2 separate regions of the Homo sapiens genome follow, and region 1 is linked to region 2. The links are chromatin contacts, found by Hi-C in ENCODE. All regions are on one chromosome and are shown on one strand. Each heading gives the region's core, a stretch centred on a gene start or an enhancer-like site at or near the end of the contact. The rest is flanking DNA. Distances are from core to core; before and after follow the strand shown. Region 1 overlaps SP140 (SP140 nuclear body protein). Region 2 has its middle 56 kb from the start of LINC01907.

What was found. A loop is a pair of places that touch in the nucleus more often than their neighbours do. Pooled maps may share reads with other maps.
Region 1: a loop to region 2 is called in a pooled map, with 2.2 times the contacts of the local background. The contact joins two enhancer-like sites. A Hi-C loop is called at or near these places in 4 of 37 single-sample maps with no recorded cell type and 9 of 50 pooled maps.

The regions. Positions count from the first base shown.
Region 1 is chr2:230,256,215-230,260,715 of GRCh38, forward strand. The region is part of intron 12 of SP140 (SP140 nuclear body protein); the gene reads left to right. Among named protein-coding and RNA genes, the nearest start is that of SP140, 33 kb to the left of the region's middle. RefSeq lists an enhancer at 1,577-1,646. Within about 2 kb of position 1,722, at least 2 of the 41 ENCODE cell types and tissues checked have a DNase peak (open chromatin) inside an H3K27ac peak, as active enhancers do.
Region 2 is chr2:230,642,405-230,646,699 of GRCh38, forward strand. No RefSeq gene overlaps it. Among named protein-coding and RNA genes, the nearest start is that of LINC01907, 56 kb to the right of the region's middle. RefSeq lists an enhancer at 2,059-2,228. Within about 2 kb of position 1,252, at least 14 of the 41 ENCODE cell types and tissues checked have a DNase peak (open chromatin) inside an H3K27ac peak, as active enhancers do.

The DNA.
Region 1 (4,501 bases), core at 472-2,971, 390 kb before region 2:
CATGCACACGTATGTTTATTGTGGCACTATTCACAATAGCAAAGACTTGGAACCAACCCAAATGTCCAACAATGATAGACTGGATTAAGAAAATGTGGCACATATACACCATGGAATACTATGCAGCCATAAAAAATGATGAGTCCATGTCCTTTGTAGGGACATGGATGAAGCTGGAAACCATCATTCTCAGCAAACTATCACAAGGACAAAAAACCAAACACTGCATGTTCTCACTCATAGGTGGGAATTGAACAATGAGAACACTTGGACACAAGAAGGGGGATATCACACACCAGGGCCTATTGTGGGGTGGGGGAGGGGGGAGGGATAGCATTAGGAGATATACCTAACGTAAATGATGAGTTAATGGGTGCAGCACACCAACACAGCACATGTATACATATGTAACAAACCTGCACGTTGTGCACATGTACCCTAAAACTTAAAGTATAATAAAAAAAATTTCTATTCTCACTCCCTCTATGGAAATAAAAAAGGGTATCATTCCTCTGCTGGTAGATACTTTTTTATGATTTTTTCACAAACTTGACAAAGCCTTCAGTGTAATGGTATTCTACCATCTAATTGGCAGAACTTAGATCAACTATTTGTGAGACTAAATGGTATTTTTGACCAGTACTTTCCATTATGTCATTGGATCATGCAGTGGTTTTTCAGAGTACTCTGATAGGTGTTATAATTTTACTCACAAAAACCTCAAGACTTAGATAGGGAAGGTGCTGTTATTGCTGTTTTAAGGAGCCAGAAACACAGAAATGCATGTGACACGGGTGTTTGATAAGACCCAAGAAAAAAGAAAGAGCAGAGACCAGTGTCCTGGATGACTCCTTACAGGCTTTCAGTTCTATGAGGTGGGCATGGGTTGGGGTGGGGTCTCATAGTCTGAGTCCAATGTGGATGCCCAAAGGGTTTTTAGGAATCCAAGAGACTCTACCAGGGTTCAATGGAAAGAGACTTTTATCTAACAAATAAAGAAAGATTAGGGAGAGATAAGGAAACATTATCAAGAGTTGGAAAATACTTGAATGTAATCTACGATACGAGATAGGAGATATCCAGAAAAATAGAGCCAGAAAAGAGAAACAGAGAGGCAATATGAAAAGTATATGTAGCACATCACTGAAGGAGGAAGAGACAGTAAGGGAGAGGAGATGTTAAGAAGAGAAAGTCCAGAAAGCCGAAAAGAACCATAGATGCCGTCATAGAGTAATAAAAAGATATCACTAGTAGAAGGGGCTATCACTTAGGCTGGGTGCAGTGGGTCACCCCTGTAATCCCAGCAATTTGGGAGGCCAAGGCAGGTGGATCACTTGAGGTCAGGAGTTCAAGGCCAGCCGGGCCAACATGGCAAAACCCCATCTCTACTAAAAATACAAAAATTAGCTGGTTGTGGTCGAGCACACCTGTAGTCCCAGCTACTCGGGAGGCTGAAACAAGAGAGTTGCTTGAACCCGGGATGTGGAGGTTGCAGTCAGCTGAGATCACATCACTGCACTCCAGCCTGGTGACAGAGCAAGATTCCATCTCAGAAGAAAAAAAGAAAAAATAAGGGGCCACCACTTAATATCAAACGAAAGGCTGAATTTATTGTTCAGTTAAGGGATAGTTGTGCTTGTGGGTCAGTTTCTCTGAACAGAGAACGTTTGTGGAAGTGTGGATCTCGGTGACTGGCGGCCTTCAAAAGTGAGATTTGTTAGTGGTTAGCTGACCTTTAGTGAAAGCAGGGTCACTGGAGTGTGGCTGTTACTGACTGTCTGACTTTCAGAAGCATGGGGAAGTCAATGGTTGGCTGGCTTTCAGAGGCCTGTGTACTGGCCAGAAGCTATTGTTGATTAATTGGGATGATTCTGGTTGTTATTGACCATATGGCCAAACAATAATGAGTTTTCCTAGAAGTGTAGCAACTTTCAATTATCAGTTTCCCCTTTAGGAAATCTCTCATCTAAAGCTGCAGGAGGCACCATCAAGTATTTTCCCCATCCAAGATGTCTTTTCTGGAAGAGGACCCTGGAAACAAAATCCTAGGATTCCCCTTCACTGAGTAGGAGTTATAGAGTTGCTAGATTGAGAGTGTTATCCTTGCAAAGGATGACATAAGAAAAAGTAATGATGTTTTACAATACGTTAATGGAATGGCAGACAACTGTTGAAAGTTTTTAATTAGCAGCAGAATTGTGCTGCTTGCAATACTATCCTATTTATTCCCTTTTGCTCCAAGAATACTCACCAGCCACCCTTGTGGCTGCAGCGTTTATCCCAAGTAAATTTGCCATGAAATATCTTGCTTTTATTATTATTTTCACATCACTCTAATATATTGACTTTGGAAACAAAAGACATTCTTCTAATTATAGCATTCTGGTTTTAGTAGTGGTATTTCCATTTACAAAATACAGTAATTGTTGATCACTGAAAATGTCAAATCCTGGAAAACGTGGCTTTCCCACATGTGCTGTTAACATTGTTACTGAACAATTGTTGGCCGAAGATTCATTTGATGAATCATATATTTTTAAAATAGATGATTCTGATATGGTTCTGTTTAGAAATAACTCCAAGAACAGTTTATATATTTTATTTTCACATTGAAAATCAATCATGTTTGCTTCAGCCTCAAAGAATGTGTTTACGTAAAATTAAATGAGTGCAGCAAGCTGCACTTTTTTTTTTTTCTAAACGGGAACAGAGTTAAAGTTGATCCAAGTACAAAATCTCCAGAACCATGGACTAATGCAGTCACCTGCAATTGCTTTGAGGCAACTAGGATGAGATGTGGCTACTAGCAATGGCTCTTTGATGTCTGTCACGTTTTGAAGTGATACCCCTAGAGCATGGCCTGTTTGTTTATTTATTTATTTATTTATTTTTATTTTTCCGTAAGTTATTGGGGTACAGGTTGTATCTGGTTACATGGGTAAGTTCTTTAGTGGTGATTTGTGAGATTTTGGTGCACCCATCACCTGAGCAGTATACGCTGCACCATATTTGTAGTCTTCTATCCCTCGCACCCCTCCCACTCTTCCCTCCAAGTCCCCAAAGTCCATTGCATCATTCTTACACCTTTGCGTCCTCATAGCTTAGCTCCCACGTATCAGTGAGAACATACAGTGTTTGGTTTTCCTTTCCTGAGTTACTTCACTTAGGATGATAGTCTCCAAGCCGGGCACGGTGGCTCACGCCTGTAGTCCCAGCACTTTGGGAGGCTGAGATGGATGGATCACCTGAGGTCAGGAGTTTGAGACCAACCTGGCCAACATGGCAAAACCCCGCCTCCGCTAAAAAAAAAAAAATACAAAAATTAGTCAGGCATGGTAGTGTGTGCCTGTAATCCCAGCTACTAGCAGGGGCTGAGGCAGGAGAATTGCTTGAACCCGGGAGGTGGAGGTGGTAATGAGCTGAGATCACACCACTGCACTCCAGCCTGGGTGACAGAACGAGACTCCATCTCAAAAAAAAAAATAGTCTCCAATCTCATCCAGGTCACTGCAAATGCTGTTAATTCATTCCTTTTTATGGCTGCGTAGTATTCCATCATATATATATATATATATATATATACCACATACATACATATATACCACAGTTTCTTTATCCACTTGTTAATTGGTGGGCATTTGGGTTGGTTCCACAATTTTGCAATTGTGAATTGTACTGCTATAAACATGCATGTGCAAGTATCTTTTTCGAATAATGACTTCTTTTCCTCTGGATAGATACCCAGTAGTGGGATTGCTGGATCAAATGGTAGTTCTATTTTTAGTTCTTTAAGGAATCTCTACACTGTTTTCCATAGCAGCTGTACTAGTTTACATTCCCATCAGCAGTGTAGAAGTGTTCCCTATTCACTGCATCCATGCCAGCATCTACTGTTTTTGATTTTTTGATTATGGCCATTCTTAAGGAGTGAGGTGGTATCGCATTGTGGTTTTGATTTGCATTTCCCTGATCATTGGTGATGTTGAGCAATTTTTTCATATGTTCATTGGCCATTTGTATATCTTCTTTTACGAACTGTCTATTCATGTCCTTAGCCCACTTTTTGATGGGATTGTTTGTTTTTTTCTTACTGATTTGTTTAAGTTCATTGTAGATTATGGATATTAGTCTTTTGTCAGATGTATAGATTGTGAAGATTTTCTCCCACTCTGTGGGTTGTCTGTTTACTCTGCTGACTGTTCCTTTTGCTGTGCAAAAGCTCTTAGGTTTAATTAAGTCCCAGCTATTTATCTTTGTTTTTCTTTCATTTGCTTTTGGGTTCTTGGTCATGAAGGCCTTGCCTAAGCCAATGTTTAGAAGGGTTTTTCTGATGTTATCTTCCAGAATTTTTATAGTTTCAGGCCTTAGATTTAAGTCCTTGATCCATCTTGAGTTGATTTTTGTATAAGGTGAGAGATGAGGATCCAGTTTCATTCTCCTACATGTGGCTTGCCAATTATCCCAGCACCATTTGTTGAATAGGGTGTCCTTTCCCCACTTT
Region 2 (4,295 bases), core at 2-2,501:
GGCTTTATAGTTAAACCAGTTTAACTGAGATCTGGCATTCTTGCAGCCCAAAGCTTCCCAGCTGACAAGCTGGCAACACAGGGCAGATTGTACCATCTCAAGCCAAGTGAGGGGCTTTAAAAGAATCCACTGGAGGCTGGCTGCAGGGGCTCGTGCCTGTAATCCCAGCACTTTAGGAGGCTGAGGCGAGTGGATCACCTGAGGTCAGGAGTTCGAGACCAGCCTAACCAACATGATGCAACCCCATCTCTACTAAAAATACAAAATCAGCTGTGCATGGTGGCACACGCCTGTAATCCCAGCTACTTGGAAGGCTGAGGCAGGAGAATCACTTGAACCCGGGAGGTAGAGGTTGCAGTGAGCCAAGATCACGCCATTGCACTCCAGCCTGGGCTACAGAGCGAGACTCCATCTCAAAAAATAAAAATAAATTTAAAAATTAAAAAATAAGGAATCCCTTGGAGAGATAGACACGAAGGACTCGGGACTGAAGCCACACCCAAAGAATCTATAGCCTGGAGGCCATGGCTGGAACTCACCCTGCTTGGCAAATACAGGAAGAGACATGACGGTGGTGGAAAGGGCCTGCACTTCCAGAGCCTGGTGGGACAAGGATGGATGTGCATCTCCCAGAGGCCAGAGATGGGCTCGCTGAAAGGAGCTGGGCCAGGTCTCCTTGAGAGAGACTCTGCCCAGGAGAACTTGCTGCAAGTAAAGCAGGGGAATGAACCAGAAAGCAGGGACCCTGCATTGGTGATCAATTGGGCAGCAGGAGGTGTCATCCAGTTCCCTGGAGTTCCCACTTAAAATTACAACAGAGCAGGTCAACCAAAGCCCTTCCTGCCCCTCACCTCTCTTCCCCTGCCCACTCTAGTCCTGCAGAGACCAAAAGAACAGGTGGCGAAGGAGACCAGAGGTTGAGAGTCAGAAAAGCGATCAGACCACTCCCCACAGTTCCTGGACTAAGACAGGCCCCAGCTGAAGCAGGGTAGAGGGCGTTAGTAGGATAAAATATTGAATATTAGAAGAGATAAGACTTTTTTTAATTATTAAAAGGAGTCTGTTCTTATAACTAAAAGGTCCTGGAAAAACTGTGGGCCATCCCCAGATTTTAACCAGGTCTAGTGAGCACTGTTGTGCCCACATCCCGGGCATTCAACCTACGCAGGAAGGCCTTGTATTGCCAATACCCGAGCCTCTGCCCAACAGCTTTTATCTGGCCAGGGAGGGTGCTCAACGCTTGAGCAAGGCAAACAGGAAGTGCTGGAGTGGTCAAGTGCCTGGAAGTAGTCTTCAACCAAGGAGGGACAGGAAGTCATTGGGTAAGTACCACAGCTTCCTGCCCCTCAGTCGGGATAATGCTGTGACCTCTGGTCTGAAAACTCACTCTTTAATGGCCCATTCCCTTTCCTATCTTACTTCCTCACTATTTATACCCAGTTCACGTCTCAGGGTCTGTTTCCAGGGACACCCAAACCAAGACAGCAGAAATAGACAAGATGATGTCAAACAGCAGGTTTGAGTGGGCAGGAGGGCAGGGGACACGGGAGCGGGGGTGGGATGTTTCCTGTCACTTGTCTATCCAATAAACCAATCACTCAATTATTTTACTCATAATCAAGTTTCCTGCCTAAAACCTGGGGACAAGAGGCAGTGGGAGTTTTTCATTCTCTTCTGCATGTTCACCACATCTTGAAACTGAAGCTAAATACAGTTAGATACTCATCACATGGCTCTTCTGACTTCTTCCTGCCTCTTGAACTTTCCGTTTCCTCCCATGGTGCCTTTAAGAGTGGGGCAAAGTGCATACAGGGCTCGAGCTCACATGAAGTGAGCTTATAGAGCTGGGGTACTTTGGCTGATCTACGTCAGGGTAGCTAGTTTCCAATAGCCCAAGGGCCTTACTTTGTTTTTTCCTTTTTTAAAAATTAAAGTGTAATCTACCTACAGTAAAATTCAGTCTTTTTTCTTTTTTTTTTTCTTTTTTGAGACAGGGTCTCACTCTGTCACCAAGGCCAGAGTGCAGTGACACCATCCTGGCTCACTGCAGCCTTGACCTCCCTGGGCTCAGGTGATCCTCCCACCTCAGGCTCCCGAGTAGCTGGGACCACAGGAGCTCACCACCACACCCAGCTAATTTTTGTATTTTTAGCAGAGACAGAGTTTCACCATCGTGGCCAGGCTGGTCTCTAACTCCTAGCCTCAAGTGATCTGCCCACCTCGGCCTCCCAAAGTGGCGGGATTACAGGCATGAGCCATGGTGCCCTTGCGCCCTACCCTTTCTGATAGTTTCTCAAGTGCAGGAGTAGGGTGAGGCAAGAGAAGAGGAGAGTGAATGCCTCCTCACAATTTTGTGTCTTAGATACCTCTCTTGCCTCATTCCAGTCCCAGCCCTGGTTGTTCTACATAATACTTCCTTAAAATTTTTTATTTCTGGAGCATGCATGGTGGCTCACACCTATAATCCCAGCACTTTGGGAGGCGGGCAGATTTCTTGAGCCTAGGAGTTCAAAACCAGCCTGGGCAACACAGAGACCTTGTCTCTACAAAAAAATCTTAAAAATTAGCCAGGTATGGTGGCACACGCCTATAATCCCAGCTACTCAGGAGGCTGAGGTGGGAGGATCACTTGAGCCCCAGAAGTTGAGGCTGTAATGAGCCACGATTGCACGACTCCAAAAAAAAAAAAAAAATCATTTCTGGCTGGCACAATGGTGCACACCTGTAATCTGAGCTATTCAAGAGGCTGAGGCAGGAAGATTGCTTGAAGCCAAGAGTTCAAGACTGCAGTGTTCTATGACTGTGCCTGTAAAGAGCTATTGTACTCCAGCCTGGGCGATACAGCAAGACCCTGTCTCTAAAATTTGAAAGAAAGACTGGCCAGGTGCAGTGGCTCACTCCTGTAATCCCAGCACTTTGGGAGGCCGAGGCAGGCAGATCACTTGGGATCAGGAATTCGAGACCAGCCTGGCTAACATGGTAAAACCCCATCTCTACTAAAAATATGAAAATTAGCCAGGTGTGATTGTAGGTGTCTGTAATCCCAGCTACTCAGGAGGCTGAGGCACAGGCATGAGAATCACTTGAACCCAGGAGGAGAGGGTAGCAGTGAGATGAGATCGTACCACTGCACTCCAGCCTGGCTGACAGGGCGAGACTCTCTCAAAAAAAAAAAAAGGGGAAATTTTTTTTTTTTTTGAGACGGAGTCTTGTTCTGTTGTCCAGGCTGGAGTGCAGTGGCACGATCTCGGCTCACTGCAACCTCCAACTCCTGGGTTCAAGGGATTCTCCTGCCTCAGCCTCCCAAGTAGCTGGGATTACAGGCATGCGCCACCACGCCCGGCTTATTTTTGTATTTTTAGTAGAGACGGAGTTTCGCCATGTTGGCCGGGCTGGTCTCGAACTTCCTACATCAGGTGATCCGCCCACCTCAGCCTCCCAAAGTTCTGGGATTATGCATGTGAGCCACTGCGCCCGGCCGAGAAAAATTATTTCTACTGGTTTGTTTCTAGTTTGTAAAAATCCCATTGATTCTTATATATAGACTTTGTATCCAGCAACTTTTGCAGCCGAGTCTTAACTCACAGAATAAAGGGTGGGACGTTCCTGCTTCGGTTCATGCCTAAGAAAGCTCAGTGACAGGCAGATTCTGAAAGTGATGTTCCAGACTAGAAAACATGGAGTGTCTGTGTTTTCAAGGATCTGTGGGCTTTCCCCCAAAGCTTTCTATTGCCTCTCTCCACTCCTCAGTCACTTACCAGGCTCCCAGTGCATCATGGGCAAATGGAAATCTGGGAAATGGAACTTTAAGTTAGAGCCAGACTAGCTGGGAGAAGGGCAGGCACGAGGAGAAGGAGCGGTGGCTCAGCTTCTGTGAGTCCATGGAGGCCAGAAGTCCATCCTCCAGTTCCCTATCTACCCCCCTATATTTTCTCATGCTTTATTCTCATTCCTCATTACAAAAGGGATGTGAGGTGATGCACAAAACTACCTAATTTGGAAAGATAAAATTAATATAGAAGAAGCCTGAGAAACACAAACCCCTTCTCTACAAAAACATTTTGAAAAAAATTAGCCAGGCATGGTAGCACACACCTGTAGCCCCAGCTATCTGGAGGCTGAGGTGGGAGGATCGCTTGAGCTCAGGAGTTCGGGGCTGCAATGAGCTATGATCGTGCCACTGCACTCCAGCTTGGGTAACAGAACGAGACCCTGTAAAAAAAATTAATATATAAGGAAATTGAAGGGAAAATGGGGACACAGACATAAACTGAAATCAGGCTTGGGTGAGCAAA